Linked DNA regions of Homo sapiens: region 1 is linked to region 2. The links are chromatin loops, found by intact Hi-C in ENCODE. Cell type or tissue: mammary epithelial cell. All regions are shown on one strand. Region 1 overlaps TBC1D5 (TBC1 domain family member 5). Region 2 overlaps TBC1D5 (TBC1 domain family member 5).

The links. Peaks named below come from ENCODE experiments on the same cell type or tissue, not always from the same donor. Only the 100,000 strongest peaks of a DNase experiment are listed, where the experiment ranks them.
Region 1: it touches region 2 in a loop (14-fold over the local background); 10 of 110 quality-filtered maps call a loop at or near these places.

What each region holds. Positions count from the first base shown.
Region 1 is chr3:17,303,062-17,311,061 of GRCh38, forward strand. TBC1D5 (TBC1 domain family member 5) reads right to left here. Exons shown (of 23, transcript NM_001349074.2): 14 at 4,931-5,073. Among named protein-coding and RNA genes, the nearest start is that of PLCL2-AS1, 250 kb to the left of the region's middle. In mammary epithelial cell, a CTCF peak has its summit at 4,613 (motif pointing right); no DNase peak of the experiment used is centred here.
Region 2 is chr3:17,408,990-17,416,989 of GRCh38, forward strand. All of the region lies in intron 4 of TBC1D5 (TBC1 domain family member 5), which reads right to left. Among named protein-coding and RNA genes, the nearest start is that of TBC1D5, 330 kb to the right of the region's middle. In mammary epithelial cell, a CTCF peak has its summit at 4,141 (motif pointing left); a DNase peak (open chromatin) is centred at 4,142.

The DNA.
Region 1 (8,000 bases), 110 kb before region 2:
GACCTCCCATGCAACTCTGTCCAATCTGGTTCTCTATCCCTTTTCTTTCTGCTGCTCCCCTCTATCTCAATCCTTTTCTCTAGGGAACAATGTCTTTCCCTCTAAGCCTCACCCTCTCAGAGTCACTGCTGCCTCTGCAACCTCCAGATGTGAGGTGGAGGACCACCTTGCTCTTTGATTCTTCCAAACTATTGCTTCCTATCATTTCATAAAACTTCTTCCTTTGAAGTTAATGCCATGCCTCTATGCATCAATCATGTCCCTGCATCACTATCATCTATGTACCATATACTGGTAAACACTGGTTGAATGGTTGACTCTGAATAATTGACTGGTTCAATAAAAGCTGTTTTCTTGGTCACTCTTTTTCATTTATTTGAGGCTATGGTGCCAGGCTCATTACATTTCCTTCTACGCCTTTTCCTATTAGGATCCTTGGTGAAGTGTCCATGGAGAACTAAAGTAAAACCCCAGTTTCCTCACAATCCCTTGGTCTTCAAGAGACTTAAATTCCCCTTCACGTACTCCAACCATACCAAGCAGATCTAGAACTGCTTTATGTCGGACCACAACTTTGTATGCATTTAGCTTTCTCATGCTCTACCTCACCCAATTCTTTGATATATTCAATTTTCCCTAATCTTTTCCTGGCTGTGCTTCCCTCTTTATACATCTTAAACCACTATTTTAAAAAACACTCAACACCCTCTACCCTCCTATCTCCCTTTAGTCCTGCCTAATTCATTTGGAAGCCTGGATCACAATCTACCTCTTTTTTTTTTTTTTTTTTTTTTTTTTTTGAGGCCAGGTACCACTTCCCAGTGTTTGTCTCTGTAGGATCTTCAACAGCTACACATGGTTTTTTCTTGGCTCTTAATTAGCTATCTTTATCACATCTCCAAGTCATTTCCCACAAACCACTAACCCTACTCTGCCTCACTCACAGTGGATAACCTTGTTTCCTCCTTTATCAGATATGGAATTCCTCCATTCTCTGTCTTCTCCACTTATGAACTGGATTACTTGTGAAAGCAGCCTAGTGCTTTCTTCCTGCATCAGCACCAGCTTTTCATTCCTGTTCCACAGCCAGTCTTCCACAGGACTCCAGACCCAGTTCTTTTCTATTGCCTCTGGGCCCTTATTTCCTCAATCATTTTACTCAAAAAATATTTTTCTGGAGGTTTACTATGCCCTGGGCCCAATTCTAGATGCTGGTATATGGGAGGGAAACCAAGACAGACAAAATCCTGTCTCTCACTGGGGAACAGGGATTAGGGGTGGGGTGTGAAGAACAGACAATAAACAAGTGAAAGCTTCAAAACAAAGAAGATATTTTCTCTTTTCATAGATCTTTTTTTTGTTTAGACAGGGTCTTGCTCTGTCACCCACACTCTGGAGTGCAGAGGCGCAATCACGGCTCACTGCAGCCTTGACCTCCTGGACTAAAATGATTCTCCCACCTCAGCCTCGTGAGTAGCTAGGACTACAGGCACAAGCCACTATACCCGGCCAAATTTTATTTTTTGTAGAGATGGGGTTTCACCACGTGTCTCAGACTGGTCTCAAACTCCTAGGCTCAAGCAATTCTCCTGCCTTGCCTTCCCAAAATGCTGGGATTACAGTTTCGAGCCACCATGCTTGGCTTTTTCATAGATCTAATTCATGGAACAGGGTGGGGAAAACTAGTGCTGATTCTTGAAGTAGGAACTCAGACTGGTTTGAGAAGTAAACCTCTCTATCAGTTCTGCCCTGCCTCCAATGTCTAACGACAGCCATCCAATCTTCCTTGCCCCTGCACTGTCCTCTAGCTACATCGTTCTTCTTCCTTAACTCAAAGATCACTCTATATCTGCTATCTCCATATTCTTTGTTTTTATTTAGTTATCTTTTCAGTTGAAAAAGTAATGCATATATTAAAAACAAACAAACAAAGAAAACCAACAACAAAAAGCTGAAGAAAAGACTACTGTACTTCTTAACTGTCTATTCACTCTTCAACCCACCATAATCCAGCTTCTGCTCAACCAGTCCATTGAATCCACCCTGGCAAAGGTATCCAATGACTGTCCCTCCACAGTTCCCAAAGTGAGTGGACTTTTCTCGCCTTGTGTTACTATTCCTGGGCACTCTTGACCTTCTTTTCTCTGCTTGGCTCAGACAGTTCTCTGGGGTTACAACACAAACTAAGCTCTTCCTTGGCTTCTTCTCCTCTGGTGCCTCTGAAATGCTTATGTTAAACCCAGTTTCACCTTTGCCCATGTTCTCTTTCCATATGTACCCACCTTAGGTAATAGGACCATATAATTTTTATGATCCTAATGTGATGTCTTCAAGAGTGAAAAAGGACAAATAATTACTATTCTGGGATAGCAGGTGTAAACCAAGACTATCCCAAACAAACTTTGATATATAGTCACCCTATTCTTTGCAGGTGGCATCTGTGGTGATGGTTTTAACAAACACCTGTCAATCATTTGCAAAATTAAATCTGTAGCCTTGACACTGACATTTAACTTTATTTTTCAAATCTTTAGGTTACAATTTCTTATAAATATCTCAAAACTCAGCAAAGTCAAGCCCAGTTAATTATTAACATTCCTAAAACTTCTTAATCCTTGTATTTTCTATCAAGTTATAAATATTTCCCAGTCACTCATACCTCCAAGCTGGAGATTCTTCTAGATTTCCCATTCTCCCTCTCCTATCATATTTAATCACTAAATCTTGCTACCTTTACCTCTGAATAGTTCTCTGATCCACTGTTTTTCTCCTGAACTACCATCACAACTGTTAACTGATGTCCTTGCTCTTCTCTCCTTCGATTTCATCTTCCCCATTGCTGCTAAAGTGATCTACAAGTGATCACATTTCTGCTTTGGACATTTCAATAGCTCCCTATCACTTACCATAGGAAGACTGTCATCATGACCCTCCTGTTTCTTTCTTTAGTCTCATAACCTGCGGCTAGTCTCTCTCCCTTTGTACTCTAATAATACCAAACAGCTTATAGAAACACATTAATATATACATCCCTAATAAGCTGCTTTTCACTTCCAGGCCTTTGTTCATGCTGTTCCTTCTGTCTTGTATGCAGATCCTCTTATTTGGCTTGCCAACACCTGCACAATTTTCTCTATTGACTCACAGCAGCCCAGAGGGGAGCTAGGTGCCTCTCCTTAAGTTTCCACACTACCTGTCCACATCCCAACTATAGTACCAAATATGTTCATTTGAAATCATTTATGTCAGTCTTCCCTACTAGTTGGTAAACTTCTTGAGGACAGGAGCAGTGATCTGTAAATACCTGACAAATATTCATTCTATTTTTAGGAGATCTCATCCACTGTTACAGACTTAAATAACAAAATTAAAATAAGTTGGGTTAAATATTGAAATAAATAAATCACTTCATTACTTCTGTATTTTTCTACATTTTATAAAGTCATCAGTGAAAAGATGAAAAATGTGTAAGGACTTCAGGTGCCAAAAAATTTGCCATGTTTTATAAAATGATAAAAGTAGGTCTTAGAATAGGAGACAGGATGATTAAATTAAAAATATATAGTGGTAATGTGCCAAAGTCAAAAAAGAGCAAATTGTAAACTGTTTACAATTACAGAAAATCATAATACTTTTCAGCAGTTGTTTGATTTGGAAAATTTTGCATAAATATTATCCAAAGCATTCTTTTTTCTAGAAGAGGTTTCTCATTCCTTTTATTATTATTTATATTAAAAAATACAACTTAGAGGTTAGTATTGAATATCATAAAATCCAGTATCCATCAAATCTACTCAAATATCTTTCTCTACTTTCCTGATGTTTCCTCTTACGACTTCCATGTTCTTAAATGATTAGATCTGGCTCAGAAGGAAGAAACTTTCACTTTGAGAAAACCTAAACTATTTGACCTTCGAGGCACAGAACAAAATCTACATTTTTTGGATAAAATGTGGTGCTCCTGTCACTTATTTAAGTAATTTTGGGAAATTAAAAAAGTATAATCTAAAATTTTAAAGAAAATTAGTGTTACTAGAGGCATAACAAGAGCATCTGGCACAACTGGTATTCAATGAACAAATAAAGAGAACAACATAACAATTTAACAGTCGCAATTATAAATGATTCTAAAAAGTGTATGTTCTTCTGACAAAGTCTTACTTTATGTTAGCTACCTATTTCCTAATTCAATCACATAATTTTGTGCACTTTTTCCTAATTATATTTTGGCTAACAAGTTCTATTGTGTGAACTTTTGATTACTTCTCTGAGACAGAAAACAATTTTGAAGTATTTTGAAATTTAAAATACACACCGATATTTTCTTCAAGCTAAGAACTATCAGACTATTCGAAAGGGCTAGACACTGGCTTTCCGGTTATTACAGACACCATAACATACATCTGAGGAGATGGGAACACGTCTACCATTCAGCACTGTACTGAGAAATGTATTTTTCTAAAATATAACTGGAAGAAAGTTAAAATACCTTTAAATGTATTTGTTTTTTTAATTAGCAAGGTGTTGATATTATAAAAATAATTCCAATCTCCTGATAAACATCCTTGAATATTCCCTACCTGTCAGAAGGTGGAGCTCTAAACATATCTCAAATACTTGCTTTTATATATGCATTTCACAACTGTGTGTAATGAGGAGATTAAAGCAGGAGTAAAGTCTTTAGAAAAATGGTTCTGAAGAATATTCTAATTCTCTCAGGATAAAATGACTCACATCTCCCAATGTGTACACAGTTAACCAACAAAAGGGATGTTTAGTATATTCCTTTGAAATTTCAGTATATTACCCTACTACAAAAATTGAGGTACATGCAAATCAAATAATAAAACACAAAGTCTATTTAAAAGGCAAAACATTTTTGAAAATCAGGAGTACCTAGTCAAATGTAGGAAAGGTCATTAATACTTACAAGCATCTCGGATGTAAAGTAACATGGCTACGAAGATATAATCTACTAAACCCAGGCTGAGGCCGTCTGCAAACAAGGCATCCCAGACCACCAGAAGGTCCTGCAGGGGGAACTCTCGTCCAAATAGCAGCCGCACCCACCTTCTGGAAAGAAACAAAACAAAAATTCAGAAGACAGTACTTTTGAGAATAAAGAGTGATCATTTTCTCAAGTAACTGTGAAAAACTATTAACTGAACACAGTGAGCAAATATTATATATCAAAAATATAATATAGTAAAATCTATATTTTAAGCTTTCAAATGAATTTTATAATTGTATAACTAGGCCATCATCATTAAATACTATTATATACACACGTATTATACATATATATGAAAAAAGTCAAAATCTTTCATATTTAATAGAAATCACAAATTCCCAAAAGGTGAAGAAAAAATGAATGTTTAGTAGTCTGGTAGTTGCTTCCATAGGTAAGGTTGTAAGTTAAAAATAAAATTTTCCAAAATTTCATGATCTCTACTGATTTTCTGTTGTTGTTAATTGCCCTTCTGCAAATATTTGTATGACAAATCCAATAGAAACTTAGAAAACTGCGTTCTCACATCTCACTTCTATTTAAAATAATTCATTTTAAAATTAAGTGTGGGAAAAAGCCAGTAGATAACCATTTTTTTGGTCAAGCATAGACAGTTATTTTAAATGAAGGATATAGTCATACTTATTTTTTTTAGCTTTGCAACAGATATACCTGATCAGTAAGGCTACCTTTCGAGGAGTGTTTTTCAAACTTACTTCTATTATCTAGAAAATGAGTATCTATGCCACAGAGTAAACATAAGCAGCTAATGTGAATACTAAGCAACATCTATATATAATTGTACATAATAGTGACACTTTAGACTTTCAATAAATGTTAAACTATTTATATCTAATTCTTATAAGAAAAAAATTTGGTTTGATGTTTTTATTCATTTACCTCTAATTTTACATGACATGGCTACAATTTCCTTACATAAGTCTTTTTCTAAGGACTTCAGCTAGAATTCTATGTGATTCTAGCAAATAGCAAAGAATTAAAAATTCCAAATTTTTAGCACCATCAAATAGTATAGAATAACCTTTAAAAATTAGTTAAGAGATGTTAATTTTATGTAAATTTGAAACCAAATATAACCATTTGTGGGGTTAAAGCAAGGCAAAAAAAATTCAAATATTTTCCTTAGAGAGCAATATATTTAAGGAGAAATCAAAGATGTGACAAAATACTGTATACTCACAAATATGTATCATAGTTTATTAGGAACCATGTGATTAAACACAAGTTTTTTTATTCACATTCTCATATTAATCAATAGAATAATTAGATTATATTTTCAACTACATCAATTACTCAATTTTTCAGTATAAAAAATTTAAATGCCGAAGTATTGTTTATCTTCTTAAAAATGTTACAGCATCTTTTATAATTTTCCACTTTAAAATATTTAAAATGTTTTAAATGTTCAATTTTTAAAAATGTTACAATGTCTTTTATAATTTTTATCTTTTATAATTTTCAATTTTTACTCCACTACTATTAATAAAATGAGGGGTGATTAACACAATTTTTTTTTGTCTAATATGGCTGTGTTTACATGGCTTAGGAAAAAAAATACTTCTCCACACATTTCTAATTCTTTCAAATTACAAATGCTAATATTTACTATTCCAAGAAGTACAAAAACATCTCTAAATTAAATAGGCTGCTATTCTTAATTACAAAGAATTAACTGATCTTGCAAAGAGTACCAGGGGAACCAGAGATGGGCACAGCAAAAAAGTACATGAACTAAACCATTTTGGGCCCTTGTTCAAAGGATTTTTAACCGATACAAATGTTTGCACTCTTAAACGATGAAAACATGTAGAATGTGGTTACAGTTATTCGGCTGACACAACTTTCCTCCATCAATGAGGAAAGTAGATGAAGGTTAATACACAACTACAGTTAGGAATACAATCTTCCCCCTCTTTCCTTACAGCTCAAATCCTTGCCATTTTCTTATCAGCAATCACATCTTAGATTTCATCACAGATAGTGCTTTAAGCACAACAACAAAAAAACCAAAGTAGCCCATTTCCTAGAAATAATTTCTATACCCATTATTTCTACAACAAACTGCCCAGTTATTCCTCAAACTTCTCTTGCACCCTTCTTGACTCTGAAGATACACATATGCAGCAATCTTCACTGCAGCAGTCAGGAAGGTTAACTGCAAACATCTAGTAATCTACACTGAATAAAATACATCTTTATTTTCTGTGTCAAATTGTTCACATATTTAATATCTCCAAAACTACACACAATGCATGTCTTTAGCACTTTTTAATGTATTATCTACAATGTGCTGCTTTATAAATCTTTCATATTGCTTCACTCTTTAAGTACCTTGCCAAGTACACTGCTATATAATTCCAGGGCAAGGACCAAATCCTGTGTGTGTGAGTGCATGTAAAAGACAGAAACAGAGAGAGAGAGAGAGATCCAGAAAGTTCTTTGTAAAGACCTCTATACACTTTGCTAAGTGCTTTATGTATTTACAGAACTCTTGTTAACCCCACTGTAAAGCCACCTTTACTGAGAAGCAATGGGATAGCTAATTTGGAAGTACAGGCATTGATCTTGTTAGTGGTGGCACAAAAATAATCCAGGAGGTAGAAAAAAATACCAAAACCACATAAGAAAAAAATTTATCATTAGATGCCTAGCATGTTTCTTTTATATAAAGACTGTTAATAAGTTGTACATGAGAGGATATTAAAGTAAAATGCCGTCTCTTCTATTTTATATATAATTATAAGAAAATCCAGGCCAAATTCTCAAAATATTTAAGAAGAAGCATATAACTAATGGAATGCTTTGGGACCAACGATGACCTTATCAATAACTTAATCATTTTATCCCAATTGGATTTAGTTCTTATATATATTCACAACACACAAATTTCCTGTGCTATTTTGGGCTTTCTTCATTGAGCTTAAAAGCCAAGGAAAAAGCTCTTTACAGAATGAGTTAGTAATAGAAATTA
Region 2 (8,000 bases):
TCATAATGTTCAAATTTATTGTCTAGTTTTTAGCAATATTCAAAGATGAGATTAGCAATCAGTACATTACAGGAGTAGAGGCATACCTCATTTTATGTCACTTCATTTTACTGCACTTCACAGGTACTGCATTTTAATAAACTGAAGGTTTGTGGCAACCTTGCATTGAGCAAGTCTATCAGCATGTGCTCACTTCATGACTCTTGTGACATATTTTGATAATCTTCACAATATTTCCAACTCTTTCATTATATCTGTTATGGGGATATGTGATCAGTGATCTCTGATGTTACTATTGTAACTGTTATGAAGCAAAATGAACCACAACCATATAAGACAGTGAACTTACTGATAAATGTTGTATGTGTTCTGGCCATACCACTAAACAGTCCCTTGTCTCTCTCCCTCTCCTTGGACCTCCCTAATTAATAATGCTACAATGGCCTCGTACTGTTCGAGTGAAAAGAAGAGTCATAGGTCTCTTAATTTAAATCAAAACCTACAAATGATTAAGCTTAGTGAGGAAGGTACATCTAAAGCCAAGTTAGACCAAAAGCTTGGTCTCTTGCGCTAAACAGGTAGCCCAGTGGTGAATGCAGAAAAAAAAAAGTTCTTGAAGGAACTCAAAAGTGCTACTCCAGTGAACTCATGAATGATGAGAAAGCAAAACAGTCTTACCGCTGATACAGAGAAAGTTTGAATGGTCTGGATAGAAAATCAAACCAGCCACAACATTCCCTTAAGCCAAAACCTAATCCAGAGCAAAGCCCTAACTCTCTTCAATTCTGTGAAAGCTGAGAAAGGTGAGGAAGCTGCCAAAGAAAAGTTGGAAGGTAGCAGAGGTTGGTTCACGAAGTTTAAGAAAAGAAGCCATCTCCATAACATAAAATTGCAAAGTGAAGCAGAAAGTGCTGATTGAGAAGCTGCAGTAAGTTACACAGAAGATCAAGCCAAGATAACTGCTGAAGGTAGCTACAATAAACAATAGATATTCAATGTAGACATAACAACCTTCTATTGAAGGAGGATGCCATCTAGGACTTTCATAGCTAGGGACGAGAAGGCAAGGCCTGGTTTCAGAGCTTCAAAGGACAGGCTGTTCTCTTGTTACAGGATAATGCAGCTGGTGACTAAACTGAAGCCAATCTTTAACCATTCTGAAAGTCCTAGAGACCTTAAGAATTATGCCAAATCTACTCTCCTTGTGCCGTATAAATGGAATAACAAAGCCTGGATGATAGCATATCTGTTTGCAACATGGTTTACAGAATATTTTAAGCCCATTTTTGGAAACTATTGCTCAGGAAAAAAGATTCCTTTCAAAATATTATTGTTCACTGACAATACACCTCATCACCCAAGAGCTCTGATGGATATGTACAAAGAGATTAATGTTGTGTCCATGTCTGCTAACACAACATCCATTCTGCGGCCCATGAAGTGGGGAGTCATTTCTAATTTCAAGTTTTATTATTTAAGAAATACATTTCATAGGCTACAGCTGCCATATGATAGTGATTTCTCTGACAGATCTGGGCAAAGTGAATTCAAAATCTTCTGGTAAGGATTCACCATTCTAGATGTCGTTAAGAACATTAGAGATTCGTGGTGGAAAGTCAGAATAGCAACATGAACAAGAGTTTTTAAAAGGTGATTCCAATCCTCATGGATGACTTGGAGGGGTTTCAAGACTTCAGTGGAAGAAGTAACTAGATGGGGAAAAATAACAAGAAAACTAGAAGTAGAAGTGGAACCTGAAGATGTGACTTAACTGCTATAATCTCATATATATAAAACTTAAATTAGAAGTTGCTTCTTATGAATCAACAAAGAAAGTAGTTTCTTGAGATGGAATCTACTGCTGGTGAAGGTGCTGTGAATATTGTTAAAATGATATCAAAGAATTTAGAATATTTAATAAACTAAGTGAGAAAGCAGCTGCAGGGTTTGAGAAGACTGAGTCCAATTTTGAAACAAGTTCTACTCTGGGTAAGATGCTGCCAAACAGAATCTCATGCTACAGAGAAATCTTTATTGAAAAGAAGAGTCAATCTATGTGGCATACTTCACTGTTGTGTTTTTTAAAGGAATTGCCACAGTTACCCCCAACCTTCAGCAACCACCACCCTAACTAGTGGGAAGCCACAACAACAAGGCAAGACCCTCTACCAGCAAAAAGATTAAGAACTGCTGAAGGCTCAGATGATCCTTGGCATTTTTTTTTTTTGCAATAAGGTATTTTTAATTAAGGTTTATATATTTTTTAGATATATGCTATTGCATACTTAATAGATGACAGTATAGTGTAATCATAACTTTTAAATGTACTAGAAAACAAAAAATATCACGTGACTCACTTTATTCCAATAGTTGCTTTACTGCAGTTGTTTGGAACTGAATCCGCAATATCTGTGGGGTATGTATACACATCTCAAAAACCATACATATATTTAAATAGCTTGTAGTCTGTGAACAACAAGCACAGATCTCAAATGTGCAATGTTTTGAACCCAAAAGGAATCACAATTTGTGAGACACCATGCAGTTCTGTGGACTGAAAACACAAAGTATTCCAGATAAGAGAGGGAAGTATGAAGCAATGACTCCTCCAGTCTTTTCCAAAATCAGCTCCTATTCACAAGTACTAAGAAATTGTAAAAGTACAGGCACAGCTGGTGGCTAGATTCATTGCCATCTTGTCAAGTTAAGCAGGCTTTTAAGGTCAAGTTACATACTACTTATGTAATGAAGGATAATTATTTGTTAGCTTAAATAAGACCCTGTACCTTGATTACGGTGTTGGTATAGGGAAAAGAAGACTGAGGCATGTGAATTGGAAACATTATCTCTGAAATTTACAATCATTTAAATTTATTCATGGGTACTTACAGTTCTAATTAAGGCATAACATCTCAAACTGATGAACGGCTCTAACAACAGAGGAGCATAAAGGCCACATAATAATATATTAATTGTCTTTCATTTCTATTGAATAGTGTTTCATCAATAAACTGTAACACAGAGTAAATATAAACATTTATTAAGCGCCTACTATGTGCTTAGCACTCACAGGCATATTTTTTAAAACATACAAAGTTAAAGAGTGGACAGATGGATGTGTAAACCAATAATAAAATGATTACTGCAAAGCACTCTGGTAGTACAGAGGGGAAAGAAATGGTTTGATACTTCAAAATTAAAACTTAGGATATAAAATAACAGTAGCACCATAGCCACTGAAATACTACTGCAAAGAATTGAGTAGAAATGATTACTGCAAAGCCCTCTGGTAGTACAGAGGGGAAAGAAATGGTTTGATACTTCAAAATTAAAACTTAGGATATAAAATAACAGTAGCACCATAGCCACTGAAATACTACTGCAAAGAACTGAGAATCAAACATTAAACAGATTCCAGAGGGTAAACTGCTGAAAGGTTTAGCCCTTCTAGGGGAGAAGGATCAAAATGAAGGTTTTTTTACAATCACAAATATGAATGGTAGGCCTGCTCCTGAAGTTGGAGGAAGACATGATTAACAATAGAAAATATTGAGGTGTCAGTGGTGAAATATTTCAGTTTAATTTAAAAAAAAGTAGTTGCTAAACTTATTCTTACATAAAAAAATATACTTACAATGTGCCTGAAAAGCAAAAATCTGACAATAATGCCATCGAAATGCTTTTAAAAGACCCACTTATGATATAATATTTTAGGTAAATCACTTAGGGTATATATTTTTAACCCCTCTTTATGAATGAGGAAAGTAAGGTTCAGAAAAATTGAATAACTTGTCAAGAGAATAAAGAAATGAGAAATAGGAAAGACATCTTTCTGGAATAACATGGAAGTAACCACTAAAGGGAAACATGATTCTCCAGACACCAAGAGCAAAAATGACCTCTGGCAACAAGGCAATATAGAAATATACCCTTGTTTTCTTCCTCAGATTTTTAGTTTTTGAATATCAAGCCCATGGACATGCAGATAACTTTTTACTAGTTGGACTGAGAAGATAAGTTAACAACAGTCCCTGTGAGTAGTTAAGAACCTGGGTGTTTAGGTGTGCAAAACCTTAAATGGAATGGATTAGCCACCTGGACCTTGAAGATTTCCTTAACAAAGCATTAGTGCCACCTAGTGGCAATTACTCTATCTTGCAGATACTTGGTCCCTGAAAACAATCAGCATCTAAGCAGGGAAAGGTGAAGATGAGTAGGTTTCATTTCTCAGGCCAATGTTAATAGATCAGTACTGGCTGCCTTGGAAGCACCATGCTGAGAAGGACTCTGAGCTTACTGGTGTGCTCCTCAGGAAACAACACTGTAACTTATTAAATATGTAGGCCATGATTGATGCAATTATTTCTCAAAAAATAAAGTCAACTTCTGCAGCAGGAATTGATACCTTCCCTCTAAGACCTATTTGGGTAGTTAAGCTTCCTGCAATGGCTATTTTGACATGGAAAGCAATCAGAATATGTAGTGGATAAATACAGCTGATGATTATAATGAGATTATCTATTTGTAATTATATATTTTAACATATAATTAAATAGTAGTTTCCCAAGATATGCTCATAACATTGGTGTGAAACTAGTACCTTCTAAATTTGTTAATATCTTCTAAATTTAATAGTTGAAATACCTTTATAACCTACATGATGACTAATAAATTACTAAATTATGTGCTAATTTATGACTAGAAGGCTTCTGAATCATTGTCCCAAATGGTGATACACTATGGAAAACACTAATTTTACACTGTATAGGTTTATATGATGGTTTCTATCCCATTTTTAAGCTTAACATGGAAAGGAAACAATGTGTTTGTGGGCTAACTTAAGAAATCCAAATGACTACAATAATAGCAAAGAGTTCAGGGCCTACATACAGTTTAAGACTGAAGATCTCTAATCATTGGTTAAGAGGAGCTACTTAGGCTTCTACTGACAATGAAATTGCTGAGTGGTTAAGAGAAGGGATTCTCACCTTGGGGAAAGCCAAAAGTCACAGACAGTGGAAGAAAAAAGAGATAAGGTAGAAAGTTGCTTTTAGCTCTCTGGGAGGTATAGTGATAGGGAAGTGCAGCAGACAGCTCTCAGAGATGATCATGGAGTTTACAAGGTCAGCCAGTCAACCAGATCATTTCATTGCAATTCTAAGTAGTAAGATAATAGAACAAAGTGGCTACAGCAGGATGAAGCAGGATTTAAGTAGGATTAGATCAGGGTTAGATGGGTAGAATATCTGAAGCTGAGGTAGTAAAAGGTAAGAAAGCTGAACTTGATTCAAAAAGATTTATACAATTTCATAATCCTAAAGTACATGCCAATATTTTTAAAAATTGCCATATTTAGTATGATCCATTTATTTTATCAAAAAGGAGCCAGTAAATTTTTGAATCTGTTTCTAATCTATATCAAAATACATTAGTGAAAGATTTCAATCAATGCCAAGCACTGTACCATAATTCCAGTATTACATTTAAGAGTATATACTTTTAGGCCATTTTAAAGGTATGATTTTGAAAATACTATTCAAATAGAACAAGTAACATCTAACTTAAAATCAATGGAAATATGAAAAGTGTAAATTAGGTATGTCAGCATAAGACTGTAAAGTGTGGCACCAGATATGGGTAAGCTACAACATTAGGACTGCAGGTGCCAAGATCAACCAGATAAACACTGATGTTATCTATAATTACCTCATTTTTAGCTTAAATCACAGGTAATGAGGGAACTCACGAGTCTCTAAAAGGCAATTACAAACTGTACTGGCTTTTTTGCTTCCTGTACCACGAATTTTCTAAAACTTACTTTTATTTAAAGCTTTTTTCTCCTCCATAATGAAACATCAGGGCATATCTCTTATACATAAATATATATAAAAAAACAGAATGCACAATTACACACAAGCTTAAAATGTATTTTTTCATATGTCTAGGTGAAACATGTTATCATATGATAAGGCTCCACTGAAATACAGGTAAAGAATAGTTCATTGCCTAGAGGTTTGTTAAAATTACGGTCATGTTTTGATTCAGGTTTGAACTGAACTTTAAATTGAGAAACCTTGAGCCTTCACCTTAGTTTTCACAGGAACACAAAGAACTGAGTTAAAACAGTTAGTTAGGGACTGTCAAATATAATACTCTCCTTTTTATTATTTATTTATATATTTTTTGAGACAGAGTCTCACTCTATCGCCCTGGCTGGAGTGCAGTGGCGCTATCTCTGCTCACTGCAAGCTCCGCCTCTGGGGTTCAAACCATTCTCCTGCCTCAGCCTCCCCAGGTAGCTGGGACTACAGGCACCCACCACCACGCCCGGCGAAATTTTTTGTACTTTTTTAGTAGAGACGGGGTTTCACTGTGTTAGCCAGGATGGTCTCGATCTCCTGACCTCATGATCTGCCTGCCTCAGCCTCCCAAAGGGCTGGAATACTCTCTTCTTTAAAGGAAAAAACAAAACAAAAACAAACAAACAAAAAAACACAGGCATTATTTTCTTAAAAATACAGTGTGTAAGAGCTTCCAAATCCAGGGTCATATTAAAGTAGGTAAACTCAATAATCATACTTTAAAAAAGGAAACCAAGAAAAGCAGTATCACAAACTTTTTGATTTTATAACAAGCTTTTCACTTTTAATTGTATTAATAATTTAAATATATGATAAACATAATTAGATTAATAATAAAGGACTGGCATTTAGAAATGAAGTGAGAAAAGGATCCTATACCAGCAATCTCTGTGAAGTTGTCTGGAGTAAGTATATTTTATATTCCATGGTTTACTCATGCTTCCTCTATAATTAATAAGGAAAAAATCCTCTCCCTGCAGACCTTTCCTACCTTCTTCCCACCCTCACCTCACCTCATTTACTTTGATATTTGCAATAACTGGCAAGGGCTTGATATCTAACATTCTATAACATGATAAAGAATTTGCCTCACAGTCTGCAAATATAAGCCAATACTGTAAAGGAAAGGCTGGTAGAATAGAGAATAAATTACTTTCCAGTTATTTATAAATAGACATTTATTTAGCGAAACCTGATGTCCTAATTAAAAGTCAATCCTATGACTTAAAGCATGTTTTCCAATAGTGTGTTGACTAACAGGGTATTACCAAACAGAAATACATGTGTGCTTAAATACTTTCTCTAAGAAATATTAAAATCAATTATATTTTAACTGAATCCATCGTTCACTTTACAACCTCTAGATGAGCACTAAGCAAGTAAACTTTCCGAGATGACAGAAATGTTCTACATCTGACTCCCCAATATGGTAAGCACTGACCATACATAGTTACTAAGCAGTTAAAACATGGCTAGTTGCAGCTGAAGAACTACATATTGTATTTTAATTAATTGAAATCCAAATTTAAATAGCTTCATATTGCCAGTAGTTCCCATATTGGACAGGGAAGCTTAAAATGTTAAGGATGGCAACAATTCACTCATAATACACATTCAATTTTTAAAGTAACAACTATAACGTTTCAAGGGCTATAAATATACAAGTGATGCATACTCATATATAACTGGGGAAAGCAAACAAACATTAAAAGTTAAATAATACATGTGGTTAAATAAGTCAACTTAATTCCATAAGAGAGGTAACATGGCATATAATTATTCTAAATAAATGGTGCTACCAATAAGACTATTAGATATGGATATAATCTTTTCTTTTTCTTTCCCGTGTCTATCTCATTGACTCTCCCTGTGGTTTCTGTTTCTATCACTCCCTTCCCCTGCCTCCACCCACATTCCTTTTTTCACACACATACCTGAAAGTTAGAAAGGCAAATCTTTAGTGATGACAGGGTCATTTCTATTGGTTACCCCAAAATGGTCAATGCTGGAAAGAACTAGACCCAAGATTTGGATCACGAACGTAATATAATCATATTCAGTAACAGGCTGGCTAAACAAACCTGGAAGGGACAATTTAAAATGAAGATAAATGGGCCATGGGATAAACTTTTGTTTAAA